Linked DNA regions of Homo sapiens: regions 1 and 2 are each linked to region 3. The links are chromatin contacts, found by Hi-C or POLR2A ChIA-PET in ENCODE. All regions are on one chromosome and are shown on one strand. Each heading gives the region's core, a stretch centred on a gene start or an enhancer-like site at or near the end of the contact. The rest is flanking DNA. Distances are from core to core; before and after follow the strand shown.

Region 1 (4,768 bases), core at 2,076-4,575, 240 kb before region 3:
TGCCTCAGCTCTGTTCCTACCAGGTGTGCAGGGAGGGTGGTGGGCCAGGGCTGCAGCCAGGAGGCAAGAAGATGGTAGAGGTCTACGGGGCCTTTACCACTCATCCCCGATCTAGCCAGGCCTAGGAAGCCACGGCTAGGAGGGCACTGACCAGGCCCAAGGCCAACTGTGCCCCAGTGAGCTTGGCATGGCCTCTCAAAGGCAACTCGGGCTGGCAGTGATGCCACCCTCTCCCCAGCAGCCTGAAGTCCTCCCTCAGCACATGGGAGACCCCGTCCCGGAGGGCGGGGCTCAGTGGAGGTTGGCTGCCTGGCCTTTGCTGCCCCTTAGTGGGTGAGAAGGGAGTTGGGACAAGGCTTCCATGGAAAGACCTCACTGGAGTCACCACCGTTGTCCCCTTGTATATTGGAGGGTCTGCTGGGGCTTGCCCTCCAGCCCAGCGCAGCTACCATCATCATCCCTCATGGGCTGCATGAGCCCTGCTGGGCCCTGGCCATTGATGTGGCGGCCCATCTCCAGGGCTGTTTCCCTCCTTGTCTCTGCCACCCACCCCCATGGCCATGCAGCAGCCTTGTCACCACCAGAACGTGAAGGCAGAGCCCCCTTACAGCCACGTTTGGACTTCCCTGGACCACTGCCTTGCAGTGACCTCGGCGCCCCAGTCCCATCTCAGCTCCACAGTCCACCATCATAACCATTCTTCATGGGAACCCCGTGGCCCCCTGCACTTAGAGCCTTCCTGCCCACCCCTGAGCAGCTAACACACTGGCTGGAAAAAGTCCAAGCCTCAGGCTGGCAGCCCTTGTGCCTGCAAGGCCTCTGCAAGGTGCCCGCCTTCTACTTGAGAAACCCTGGTCCTGCCTTCTCAATCCACACTCATGCTTCGGGAGGGCTGGACTGCCTCTCCGCACTCATCAGAAGCCCGTAGACGCATCTTCCCATCCGCAAACCAACCTGAATCTGTCCGCTCCAGCCTCTGTCCATTTCCCTCCTTAGCTGGACTCCAGAAAGGCTTTCTGGTGACCCAGCACCTGCCTAAGGCCGGACACTGCCCTCATGGGCTGCAGCCTACGCTCCACTCTAGCCAGGTGTCCCTGCCAAGCTTCAGGTGCCTCACCAAGGTTGCCAGGGGCCTCTGTGTTATCAAATCTATCATTTTTCTGTCCTCATCTTCCCTTCAGTACCACGGGAGGACTTCCAGCCTCTTCCTGGGGCTCAGGACCAGGCCTCTCTCCCTTCTCTAAACTCTCGCCGGGTGCTCACCCAGATCCACGGTGCAACCATCTCCTTCATCCAGCACGGGTGTCCCTGTTTCAAAAGCCCGATACTTCCCTAATACACACCTTTCCTAATACAGCTCAAGCTTAAAACCTTCAAAGGGACTCTGAATTCTCCCCCCAAAACCCACCGTCTTTTCCTGGATGACCGCAGTCAAGGAGTCCTCCCTTCTCAACCATGCACACTGTCCATGCAGCCCCCACCCAACCCTCTCCACACACCCACTGCAGTGCTCCTGGCCTGGTCTCTGGGTCATCCGGGCTGTGCACACTAGCCCAGCCAGTCCTTTGGAGCCTACCTCAGCCAACACATTTTTGCCTCAGACTTCCATGGACCCTGGCTTCTCCCTGGGGTGCTGTTCCCCCGACCCCACTGCCACCACATCCCTCCAGCCTCAGCCTCGAGCGAATCCCTCAGCGAGTCTCCCCAGCCCTCCTGTCTCCGCAAGCCCACCCCACATCCCTCGCCCAGTTTCTTTCACACCTCGCATTGCCACGCACACTCACTCACTCCCGAGCCTGCTTCTGGCTCTGTGCCTGCCTGCACTAAAAGCTGTGGGGTCAGGGGCCATCATCCCTCTCTTCACTGTGCCAAAAAACAGGCCTGATGCATCAACACGGATCGCTGAAGGACGACCTGCCTTCAAGCACGCTCCATCTGGGGCAAGGCGGGCATGCACTCAGATGGCGATGCACTGATGGGGGTCCACTGGGACTTACATTTACACAGAGCTCGCTGGTACCGCCGGCCCTGGGTGTGCCTCAGCACGTGTTCTGGGCACTTGTTGATGTGCCGCAGGGTGAGTTTGCAGAACAACTGGTGCCTACAGAGCAGAGAGACCAAATTTGTAGGGACAGTTCACAGCAAGGATTCAGACTGGTGGCTGTGTCTTGGACTCATCCCTGGACAGTCTACCATGCGGCTTGGACATCGGGCTTTTAAAGGCTCCCGGAGCAATTCCACTCTGAAGCTGGGTGGGGAACCGTCTGACCCAGGCCGACTGCAGCCTCTTAATGTTTACCGGAAAAGCACGCATGGCAGCCTCACTGACTGCTCCAGGATGAGTTCATGCAAGAGGATGGCTCCACCTGGAGCAAGGGCTCAATGAATGGAAACATCCTATCTCTGTTTTGACGATTATTACAAAGCCTAGCTCCCAGCTAAATCAAAGACCCCTTCTGGGGTTAAGGGAAGAACCCAACGCTGTTCACAACCTCAGGTGACAAATCACAAGCCTCTACTCATCTGGGAAGCAGCCACACCCCACAGGACAAACCTCAGGTGAGCAAACGAGCTCACCAAGAGGCCTCGCCGCTGGGACCGCAGGTGATTCCAGCACCCGGGCGCCCACCTGGGTCCCAGGGCTCCCAACTCTGAAAGAGTAGGGGCTGCAGCACTGGCGGAGTCCAGCGGAGGGGCTGTCCTAATTGCCCTGGGCCTCCCCGCGCCGCCGCGGACCACCTACGGGTTCTTGGTGCTGGGCACGATGTGCGGCTCGAACTCTGCATAGTCGAAGGCCGGGGAGGCGCGGACCAGCCGCTGGTACTTTTTGCCGCGGGTGTAGACCTGGAGCTCCGGCAGGCGGCAGGGCAGCTCGTGACCTGTCAGGATGCACCTCACCTGCGGACGCGTGGGCGGGCAGGACGTCAGGAGGGCCAGGGCTCCGCTCCCTGGTGCCCCCTCCTGCCGCGCCCCCTTCCCTCTCCTCCCCTGATCCCGCCGCGCCCTCTCCCCTGCCCTCCCCTCTCTCCTGCTCTCCCCTCTCCCCTCTCCCCTGCCCTCTCCTCTCCCCTGCCCTCCCCTCAGCCCCTCATCCCAACTGCGCCCTTCTCCGCCACTCCGTTCCCCTCCCGCGCTGCGAACCTTGCGGGCGTCCGTCTGGAGCCGCAGGCTCGGGTGCTCCCGCAGAAACGCCCGCACGTCGCCCGGCAACTCGCTCATGGCCGACGCGCCCGCGGAGCAGCCCGGCGGAAGCCGCTCGCAGAACCTGGAGCCGGGGGCGGGGCTCTGGGCGGGACTCAGCGGCGCCCCGGATGCAGATGCTTCCTGCGTCCCGGAAGCGCCCGCGGGGCCGGGTGCGATGGCGGCGGTGGCTGCGTTGCAGCTGGGGCTGCGGGCGGCGGGGCTGGGACGGGTGAGCGCCGGGTGCGGGGTGCGGGGTGCGGGGCGCGGGGAGGGGTCCCGGAGCTCAGCCCGCCCGTCCGTGTCCGCAGGCCCCGGCCAGCGCCGCCTGGAGGAGCGTCCTCAGGGTCTCCCCGCGCCCAGGTGAGGGCTGCAGGCCGGGCTGTGATCCAGGCGCCTGGGCAGAGCCACCTGCTGTCTGCCCTGCACTTTGAAGGGTTGTCGTGGGGATTGAAATGAACCAACTGCCGGCTGAGCGGAGGCTCCCTGGGAGTGACAAGTTCCGTATTAAAATGCTTTCAGTGGAATTGTGGTCGTGTGCCGGGCATGTAGCGAGCGCTTTGTCCTCACAACGCGAGAGGTAGCTCCTTGGTCGTTCCCCTGTTACAGAGAAGGCTCGAGAGTTACTTCCGAACGTCCCATCCAGCTAATGGGTGGCCAGCCCAGGCTGAAAGCCCAGGGCTCTGAAAGTAAAGCGTATCTAACCACCGCGGCTTACGTGTTCCTCTCAGTGTGCAGCACAGGGCTGTTTTGCCGTGTGTAGAGTGCTGTGCAAGCCTGCCCCAGGCCTGCCTTTTTATAAAAAAAAAAAAAAAAATAGTATCCGCAAGGCCCCTGGTGCTTTTCAGCGGATGGAACTCATCCTCTGAGAGCTTAAAGGCACTTTCTGTGTACATTCTTCCCTCTTTACATTTACGATGAGTTGTAAAAATGGAAAGCTGTTAAGAGAGCTCTGTGAGCCATTACTGAATTGATATATTTTTCTACATAACACAACAACCACTAGTGCCTGACTAAGCTACTTAGTAACTGTAGCTGCTTATTTTTTATTTTTTGAGACAGTTTCGCTCTTGTTGCCCAGGCTGGAGTGCAGTGGCGCAATCTCGGCTTACAGCAACCACCTCCTCCCAGGTTCAAGCGATTCTCCTGCCTCAGCCTCCCGAGTAGCTGGGATTACAGAAGCACCATCGTGCTCAGCTAATTTTTGCATTTTTTTGTAGAGATGGGGTTTCTGCATGTTGGTCAGGCTGGTCTCGAACTCCTGATCTCGTGATCCGCCCGCCTTGGCCTCCCAAAGTGCTGGGATTACAGGCGTGAGCCACCGTGCCCGGCCAACTGTAGCTGCTTATTAAATGCATTTTGAATGGATGAATGGTGCATCTTAGTGCAGTGGAATACATCTAGATTCTTGAGTAAAAAGGCATGAGTTACTCAGGGTCGTGGTTGGTGGTCAAACCGGCACTGAGCCCTAGATCCCACTTACTCACTTGGCAGACGTACTGTGTGTGCCTTGTTCTGGGCACCGGGTTAGGAGCTGGGCTGGATACAGGTGCTGCTAGTTGGCTCTAGGCAGCAGGTTTTGATTGGC
Region 2 (4,639 bases), core at 100-2,599, 240 kb after region 3:
TCATCTGTAAAATGGGAATGAAGGTGCCTATTTCACAGGATTGTTGGAACGATTAAATGAGATACTACTACTAATAGTAGCCCCATATATTGTGTGCTTACTGCATGCCAATTACTCTCCAATACATTAGCTCCTGAAATCCTTCAGCAGTTCCCTCTTCACAGGGCAGGAAAGTGAGGCACGGAGCAAGCAGAGAGTTTGCCAAGCTCACACAGTAAGAAGCGGAGCCAGAACTTGAAGCTGGGGCTGTCTGCATTGACTGTGCCATTTTCCCTCTCCATAAGGTACAGAGACAACAGAATTTTGCCGAGAGCACAAAGAGTTCAACAAACTCTTACAGCTCCTACGATTAACGGCAACAGACAAGAGCTAGAGATCCCAATTCAGTGTTGCGACTAATAAAATATCAAGCTGCCCCGTACCACTGGGAATTCATACGACTTAAAAAGCTCCGTCTCCAGCGCGAACCTTCCCCTCGCCCCCACCCCGAGACAGCTGTGCAGGCCCCTCCATCCTCCGGACCCCTCCATCTTTCCATCCTCCACCCCAGCTTCCAGTTTCTGACCCAGAGGCCGGGGTGGGGTCCGAGTGGGCCCACCCACACTCATCCCTGTTTACCCTTGCTTGTCCTAGAGCGCTCTTCGCTCCACGGAGCACCCAGAGAAGTTGGAGTGACTCCGTGAGTGTCGGTGCCCCGGAGGGTGGGGAGGCCCGTTCCAGGACTTGGGAGGCGAGGGTGGGTGGGGACGTCGGGCGAGAAGGGGCGGGGCCGCGGGCGTGATTGTTACCGCCGGTGCCATAGCAATCGGGTCACTTGGCGGCTTGGCCAGAGCCGGGGAGCTGGGAGGGGTCTACCGGGGCTCGACTCTAGGAGTTGGGCTGAGGATTTCCACCCGATCCTCGAACCTCCGGCCCATCTCATGGACGCCCCTCCCCCTTCAAACACCCTCCCCCACATTTATTCCCGCGTCTGTTTTAAAGATGGGTAAACTGAGGCACAGGGAGCCGGGCCGGGGAGCACTGACAGAACCAGAAGCAGGTTCTGCCTCCCGTCCCCTCGGAGGGCCGACTTGCCCCTTCTGGGTTTCGTCGGGGGTCTCAGATACGAGGAGGCCCAGCTGGAAGCCACCTGAGGGTGTCCCCCGCTAAGATGCGCAAATGGGAAAAGCGAGGCCGGGGTTGGGGAAAGAACTTGCCCGAGCCGCAGAGCGCGTCAGCCGGGGAGGTCGGGGCGGGGGCGACCCGCGCGACCGAGGATCGGGTATCTGGGCCCGGCGCGGAGCCTGCAGGGCGGGGCCGCGGCGCGTGCTGATGACGCAGTCGGCGCGGCGGCCCTAGCGACGCGGTTACTAGGGAGCGGCGAGCCGAGACGGCTACATGGACGCCACTATCGCCCCGCACCGTATCCCCCCCGAGATGCCCCAGTACGGGGAGGAGAACCACATCTTCGAGTTGATGCAGGTGACCGGACACCCCTGCCCGTCGCGACGCTGGCGGCGGCTCGGGAGCCTCCACTGCGACGTCGGGTGCGCGGCCGGGACCCGCAGCTGGGGCCGAGTCGCGCGCCCACGAAGCAGCCCAACTCGGGATGTACGATTCGTGTGTCGCCGTGACCCCGAGGGGGCCCTCGAGCTGGGGACGCTCCTGGTCCTGCCCGGGTTTGCCTCAGGCGGACCCAGGGGGAGGAAGGGGGCCACTCGAGCCGGGATTTGGTCCTGGCTGTGCCGCCAGCGGGCCTTATGGTCTGGAACCAGTCCTTTCCTTTTCTCGGTTTCCCCACCTGTGAAATGCCAGGTTGCAAGAGGTGGTCTCCCAGGGGCTCTCCCGGCGCTGACAATTACCATCTGTCGAATTTGTGGGGAGCCTCTCGGCCCAGGTTTCTGAGGTGGGCATTGTCCGAGTTCAAGCTGGCATCTCCATCCTCAGAGAGGGCCGCCTCTGGGACAGCAGCATCTCCCACCTTGGTCCCTCCTCCTCAGGGCCAGACGTCCCCGGCAGCTCCGAAGCTCTCATTCTGGCTCCAGGCCTGACTGGGCCCCCAGCTCACCGTGTGACTTTGGGCGAGGCCCCGTCCCCGCCAGGGCCCCAGTTTTCCCTTTTGCACGTGGTGGAGGTCAAGGCTTTCAGGAGCTGGAGGGGAAGAACTCTCAGCCACTCAAAGGTTCTGAGAGGCAAGGGGAAGCTGGAGCTCAGTTTTCAGATCATTTGTCTGCTTCCCAGGGTACACCCCATCCCCAGGGGCATGGCATGGAGGGCATAGTGGTGTCTGTGGTCATTTGAGGTTCTGCCCTGCACACTAGACAGCTGAGCCCAGACGAAGAAACCCGTGTCTGCACCTCCATCAAACACATTTCCCTCGGAAAGTGTTAACTGATAGAGGGAGAGCAAGAGATTCCTAAAACTGCTTGAGTGGCCAATCACAAATCAAATAGCTAGCTGGGTTAGAAGTCAGCAGGTCAGGGCAGGATGGGGGATCATCTGGAGCCCTGTTGTCTGCTCTAGAGAACCTGGTGTGTTTTCCACATTGATTGTTGGAGGAATTGCCCAGGAAAGCTTTTATTGATTTTGAAACAGGGTCTTGCACTGCTGCCCAGGCTGGAGTGCAGTGATACAATCATGGCTTACTGCAGCCTTGAACTCCTGGGCTCAAGCAATCCTTCTGCCTTAGTCCCTCCAGAGTAGCCGAGACTACAGGTGCAGGCCACCATACCTGGCTAATGTTTTTTTTTTAATTTTAGTACAGACGAGGTCTTGCTATGTTGCCCGGACTGGTCTTGAACTCCTGGGCTCAAACAGTCCTTCTGCCTCGGCCTCCCAACAAGAAAGCTTTCAGTCCAGTATTTCCAGTCCTTAGTCATCTGTGGATTCCCTCCATGTTTTTGACCATTTCCATTTTTTATACTTTTGATTTTAAAATAATGTTAGATTCACAGGAAGTTAAAAAATAGTATGGATTTCTGGTCTCCCCTCCCACATTGCCCCCGTGATAACATCTAACATAACTGTAGCACATTGTCAAAACCAGGAAACTGGCATTGGTACAATAGGATTACCTGAACTGTAGGCCTTGTTTGGATTTCCTCCATTTTTACCTGCATTGATGTTTTTGTTGTGCATACAGTTCTGTGCAGTTGTATCACATGTACAGATTTGCATAACCGCTACTGCACCTCCATTTAAACTAATCACTTGTTTAAATCAACTCACCTTTTAAAAAATTAAATAGCCGCTTTTGCCTCATCCTAAGTGATATCCTTGAAATTATTGATTTGATGTACTTATATTTCTAATACACGTTAAATACACAATGATTTAAACATGAAATGTAAAATATTTATGTGTGAACCATCTAAAATCATCTCATTCCATCATCGCACCAGTGACATACAAACATGAATTCACTCCAGCTGTGCTACTGAACAGGCAGAGAAGCTGAGGCCCAGAGAAGGGAAGGGACTTGCTGATGAGATACAGTGGGGCTGGAACCAAGACTTCTCATGGCTCGGTGCTCTTTCCCTGCCCCACACTCCCTTCACTCCAAGAGGGCTACAGCCCCTCCCTCCTTGTCCCTGGGGCTCAAGGATACCCCTTATTGCAGCAGCACAGCTGCTATGAGCTCCTCCTCATTTCTCTGCCTAGGGTTCTGCAACCCCAGAAGCTGCTTTCTCTTGATATGCTTGCCTGATTGGATGAAATGGCCAGAATATCCCAGGACTATTTAGAAATCTGGCTGGTAACATTCTGTTCCATTCTGGAGAGACACAGTTAGTGGTGACGGTCATGTTCCCCAGCAAACATCTGCGCTGGGCATCTGCTATGACTGCCAGGTATTGGGGTGCCAAGGGCTCTAGGCAGACAAGGAGGCCCACAGAACCCATGGCCTGCCGGGGGGATGGTGGCCTGGTGAGTAGGGACAGGGTGAGGCGTGGAACAGGGCGATGCCCGCAGGCAGGTGCAGGAGCATCTGACATATTTACGTAGTGCACATACTCAGGAAGGTATGTTCCCATTGAGATCTGAGACTGAGCAGAAGTTAGCCAGGATGAGGACAAGGCAGAAGCTTCCAAGCTGAGGGAACAGCATCTGCTAAGGCTCTGAGGGGAATGGTGATGCTTGAGAACTTGGAGAAGGCTGGTCTGGGAAGCTCAAAGGGCCCCAGGGGAGAGAGCCCTGGACTGCCTGCTCTGAATCAGGGGCGAGACTCCTCCACTTCTGCCTCCCCATAGGTGCCTCCGCAGCAGCACCACGTGGCCCCCCTCATGCCTCTGCTCATGGGGACCCAAGCAGATGCCAGCTGGGGCGGTGGCTGGGTCCCAGGTTGAAGGCATGTTTGGTGGGGTGCAGTGGAGAGAGCAGGCCCCATAGCTGGTATCTGTGGTGACCAGGTGCCCTTGCAGGTATTAACCACCTGGGTGTCTGCCCTGCACCCACAGAACATGCTGGAGCAACTCCTGATCCACCAGCCCGAAGATCCCATCCCCTTCATGATCCAGCACTTGCATAGAGACAACGACAATGGTGAGCACTGGCTGGGGCTCTTCCCCTCCTCGTCTTCCCTTCCCCTCCTCCTCCTTCCCCTTCTTCCCTGACTCCTCTGCCTCCTCCTCCTCTTCCTCTCCAGGAACCCTGCCCCATCCCG
Region 3 (4,108 bases), core at 1,406-3,905:
TATGTGTGTGTCTCTGTGTGCATCTCTGTGTATCTTTGTGTGTCTGTGTGTGTGTGTGTGTGTCTGTGTCTCTGTCTCTCTGTGTGTGTCTCTGTGTGTGCATCTCTGTGTATCTTTGTGTCTCTGTGTGTGTGTGTGTGTCTGTGTCTCTGTCTCTATGTGTGTGTCTCTGTGTGTGCATCTCTGTGTATCTTTGTGTCTGTCTGTGTGTGTGTGTCTCATGTACAGCCAGAGCAGTGATCAGGCTTCCCAGAAGTTGGGAGGTGAGTCCCAAAGGTAGGGGAACAAGGCAGGAAGAGGAACTTTGTAAAAACAGACACCGGCCAGAGGGACTGGCTAAGTAACGCCCTCCCCCGCCCTGGCTCCTGTAGATGATATAGTCAGATGGGAGGGAGCCAGGCCAGCCGCGTTGGGGGGTTTAGTGTGATGAATTCTTTACTCTTCACCACTCCAGCCTCCTTGGGGCCACCCCTCGCCCCAGCACCCAGGACCTTCAAGGCCAGAATAGTGGTGATTCCTCTATGTCCTCATGAGTCACTTGTCCTTCTGGGCTATAAAACGGGTGGGCGCTTGTTCCCAGGCCCATCACTCAGCGAAGGAGATAAAGAGAGCAGAGGAGATAAAGTCAGTGGCAGGCAGCTTCTGGACTTTCAGTTTCCGGAGGCATTGGGAGCTTGGCCCCAGAAGAAAGGGATGGGAGGAGGAGCTTAGGGCCGAGGGCAGTGTCTCGGTCACCTCTTTGTGGCCCTGTGGGGACCTCCTGCCTCGAAATACGCCTCACCCACATTACCCTCCCTGGCCAAACGGCTTGGAGGCTTCCTAAACAGCCTCTAGGGATCTCCATCCCAAATCAAATCTACCCATCTTGCTTCTTAAAAAAAAAACAAAAACAGGCTGGGCGTAGTGCTCCTGCCTGTAATCCCAGCTCTTTGGGAGGCCGAGGCGAGCGGTTCACTTGAGGTCAGGAGTTCAAGATCAGCCTGGCCAACATGGTGAAACCCTGTCTCTACGAAAAATACAGAACTAGCTGGGCATGGTGGCAGGTGCCTATAATCCCAGCTCCTCGAGAGGCTGAGGCAGGAAAATCACTTGACCCCAAGAGGCGGAGGCCTTAGTGAGCCGAGATCACACCACTGCACTCCAGCCTGGGTGACAGTGAGACTGTCTCAAAAACAGCATTTATCACATAGAGCTGATTATTAAAATACTGATTTTAGAAATTAGAAATTCAGAGAAGTAAAATGAAAACCAGTAGAGCTTCCACCCAGCTGCAACTTACCACCATAATTTTTGTGAAGTAGGCCCTTCTAGTCGTGTGCACATGGGGGTCTTGTTCTGAACGGATGAACTGCCGCCTCACTCCAGTCACAGTGGAAGTGTTTCGTGGGTGTCTGAGGATTGGCACTTGGGAAGGGGGCAAGATGTGCTCGTGGAATGTGCTGTCTGGTCCCGCCCTCTCAGTTTACAGATGGAGAAACTGAGGCCCAATAGTACGGACCAGACCTGGGGAGGTTGGCATGGCCAGGGCTGCTGGCAGCAATTGCTGGCCTCCATGAAGACTGAAGGCTGAGGCCAGGGCAGGCCCAGTGATGAGTGAGGCATGAGGAAGGGTCCCATTCATTCATCCATTCTCCTGGCCCTGCTGTTAAGCCCCAGGCTGTCTTCCTTCCTCACTGGCTTCCAGAAAGAGTAGTTGAGGATGTCCCTGTCCCTGCTTCCCCTTCAGCCCCAGCAGCCCCACTTCCACCCTGAGACCAGGGATGTCCAAGCCACAAGCAGCCCCAGCTGACAGGCCACGCAGCCATGTGCTCTGCCCAGCGTTGTCACTCTTGATGCCTTCCTCCTTGTCAGATGCCTCTCAGCCCCAACCTTGGTGCCTTCCGCTCTCCCCCACCTCCCTGGCTTCCCCTCCTCTGAGGGTGTCTGTAAGGGGATAGTGTGGGGCTTTGCCCCAAAAAGGTAGGGCCCCACTCTCTGACCCTTTCCCCCACTGCACACACAGCCCCACACTCAGGATTTCCAATTGCACTGACAGGGTCACTGAACACATGGTCAGCCTCTCCAAACTCCGCCTGAGCCTGTAGTCAGGTGCAGGTGCTCAGTGCTGAGTGCTTCATGTCCATTACGTAATGTCATCCTCCCCGCAACTGTTTGAGGAAGTCATTTTCACTACCCAGATTTTCCAGATGAAGAAACAGTGAGGCTCAGAGGGGTTAAGCAACTTGTGGAAGGCCACAGAGTTGGGGAGAGGCTTTGCTGGAATTCGGGGTAGCTGACTCCAGGGCGGCTTCCCCACACATGATCAGCACGTACACATTTCAGCCCTACGCAACACACGCACTGCAGCAGCGTGACACGCAAACGGTGCCTAACCGGGGTACCCAAGGCCCCACGACACACGTGACAGCCGGTCCTCCGGGAGACCCAGCCAACGCGCACCCCTCGACCTCCCCGGCCCCGCCCTCTTTGTTCAGACCCCGCCCCTCCAGGCTCCCGGTCCCGCCCCGGGTCTGACCTCGGCGAGGGCGGGGCCGCGGGCGCGCGCACGCACGCGTCCCTCGGACTCTCCGGTTCCGCCCCTCCCCGGCCCCACCCTCTTCCCCTCCGGCCCCGCCCCCCAGCCTGACATCAGCAGGGCCGGGCCGCGGGCTCACAGCGGTGGCAAAGCCCAGCCGCGCGGGCCGCGCCGCCGCCCCCGCCGCGCGCCGGGCCGGCCCCGCGCCCGCGCTGCGAGCCTTCCATGGTGCAGCGCATGTGGGCCGAGGCGGCCGGGCCTGCTGGCGGCGCCGAGCCGCTGTTTCCGGGCTCCCGGCGGAGCCGCAGCGTGTGGGACGCCGTGCGCCTGGAGGTGGGCGTCCCCGACAGCTGCCCGGTGGTGCTGCACAGCTTCACGCAGCTAGACCCCGACCTGCCGCGCCCGGAGGTGGGTGAGCTGGGGCGGTCGGGCGGGGGGTGCGTCGGAGCCTCCCCACCCGCGGCAGAGCTGGGCAGGTCGGGGCGAGCCCCGGACGGGGCCGGGCGATCCCAGCGGGCCGCCTCCCTCCTCTCTCCTCCATAGGTGGGGGTCGGGGCCTTCTGCAGAAATCAGCCAGCAGGGTGGGCAGTGGGGGCTGCCGCCGCGCCCCGTCCAACAGTAGGGACCACGGCTGGGGTTTTGCGCCCCTCAATACCGTTCCAGGGCCTGCTGTCACCAAGGCCGCTGCAGCCCAGGTGGACCTTTTTCTGCGGCACTGTCCCTGTTTACATCGGTGGCCTGTGCCTTATTTCACTCAGTTCCCACCCAGGGCCCGCAGCGCGTCGTTAGCCTTTACGATGCAGGTGTGGAACAAGTGGTCGGGAAGGCCAAATCCTAGAATCCTCAGAGGTGATGAGACCATAGGGGCCTTCCAGACAGACCCTACTTGGGGCAGATGTGGATCTGGTGACCAGGGACATCGGGGCTGCTCAGAGCGGGGTGGGGGGGGGGTCGGGGGATGGGGTGGAGCAGCAGGCCTCCAACACGTGGGACCAGATGTCCTGGTGGTGAGGGGAGGAGGGTGGCCCAGGCCCAGGGCGGGCAAGACTTGTTTCTGCTTAACTGGAAAGAGTGCCAACACCCTGAATCGGTAAGGACTGGGTAGGATTCAGAGAAGGGAGTGGTGTACCTGTGATGGATGGAGGGGAGGGTGACTAGGTGAGGGCGGGGGCTTGTTTCTCGTGTGCCCTGGGTCTCTGGGTGGTGCCATCTGCCTCCCACCTGACTGCTGCTGACTACACAGCAGAGGGAGTGGAATCCAGAGATGCCCCCCTCGCCCTGCTCTGCCTGGGCACAGGGCCTGCACAGAGGCCATTCCTGGATCGGGGGCTCAGGGCCCATCAGAGCTTTGGCTGGGCTGCAGCCTTCACAGTGAACCTCCTGAGTCCCCGTGCGGCATCGTGTTGCCTTGCTGCGTCTCCAGTCGCTTCATGGCTTTAGACTGTGGCGCGTTGTGATTGCTGGCGATTGTTAGCCTGAGTCTCGTGCCTCTTGGTGTCCCGGTACCTAGACAGGGCCTGGATGCGACTTGTTTCTCCGCCCAGTGTTGGGCAGAGCTCTTGGTGGGGGAACACCACACGCCTGAGAGACCCT

What was found. A loop is a pair of places that touch in the nucleus more often than their neighbours do. ChIA-PET counts read pairs that join two places held with the same protein, here RNA polymerase II (POLR2A). Pooled maps may share reads with other maps.
Region 1: a map of naive thymus-derived CD4-positive, alpha-beta T cell shows a loop between it and region 3 (5-fold over the local background). The contact joins the promoter of SURF1 here to the promoter of RALGDS in region 3. A Hi-C loop is called at or near these places in 1 of 168 maps with a recorded cell type or tissue (naive thymus-derived CD4-positive, alpha-beta T cell), 3 of 37 single-sample maps with no recorded cell type and 9 of 50 pooled maps. POLR2A ChIA-PET finds 5 or more read pairs at or near these places in 7 of 52 experiments (AG04450, CD4-positive, alpha-beta T cell, H1 and 4 more).
Region 2: a pooled map shows a loop between it and region 3 (8-fold over the local background). The contact joins the promoter of AK8 here to the promoter of RALGDS in region 3. A Hi-C loop is called at or near these places in 7 of 50 pooled maps. POLR2A ChIA-PET finds 5 or more read pairs at or near these places in 2 of 52 experiments (OCI-LY7 and WTC11).

Annotation. Positions count from the first base shown.
Region 1 is chr9:133,355,044-133,359,811 of GRCh38, reverse strand. SURF1 (SURF1 cytochrome c oxidase assembly factor) reads left to right here and starts at 3,325. Exons shown (of 9, transcript NM_003172.4): 1 at 3,325-3,412; 2 at 3,492-3,543. The coding sequence starts at 3,359. SURF2 (surfeit 2) reads right to left here and starts at 3,262. Exons shown (of 6, transcript NM_017503.5): 1 at 3,142-3,262; 2 at 2,744-2,898; 3 at 1,998-2,101. The coding sequence starts at 3,219. RefSeq lists silencers at 3,094-3,163, 3,404-3,523.
Region 2 is chr9:132,874,994-132,879,632 of GRCh38, reverse strand. AK8 (adenylate kinase 8) reads left to right here and starts at 1,349. Exons shown (of 13, transcript NM_152572.3): 1 at 1,349-1,461; 2 at 4,434-4,518. The coding sequence starts at 1,378. SPACA9 (sperm acrosome associated 9) reads right to left here and starts at 735. Exons shown (of 4, transcript NM_001316897.2): 1 at 619-735.
Region 3 is chr9:133,119,787-133,123,894 of GRCh38, reverse strand. RALGDS (ral guanine nucleotide dissociation stimulator) reads left to right here and starts at 2,655. Exons shown (of 18, transcript NM_006266.4): 1 at 2,655-2,923. The coding sequence starts at 2,741. RefSeq lists a silencer at 2,366-3,075 and an enhancer at 3,055-3,751.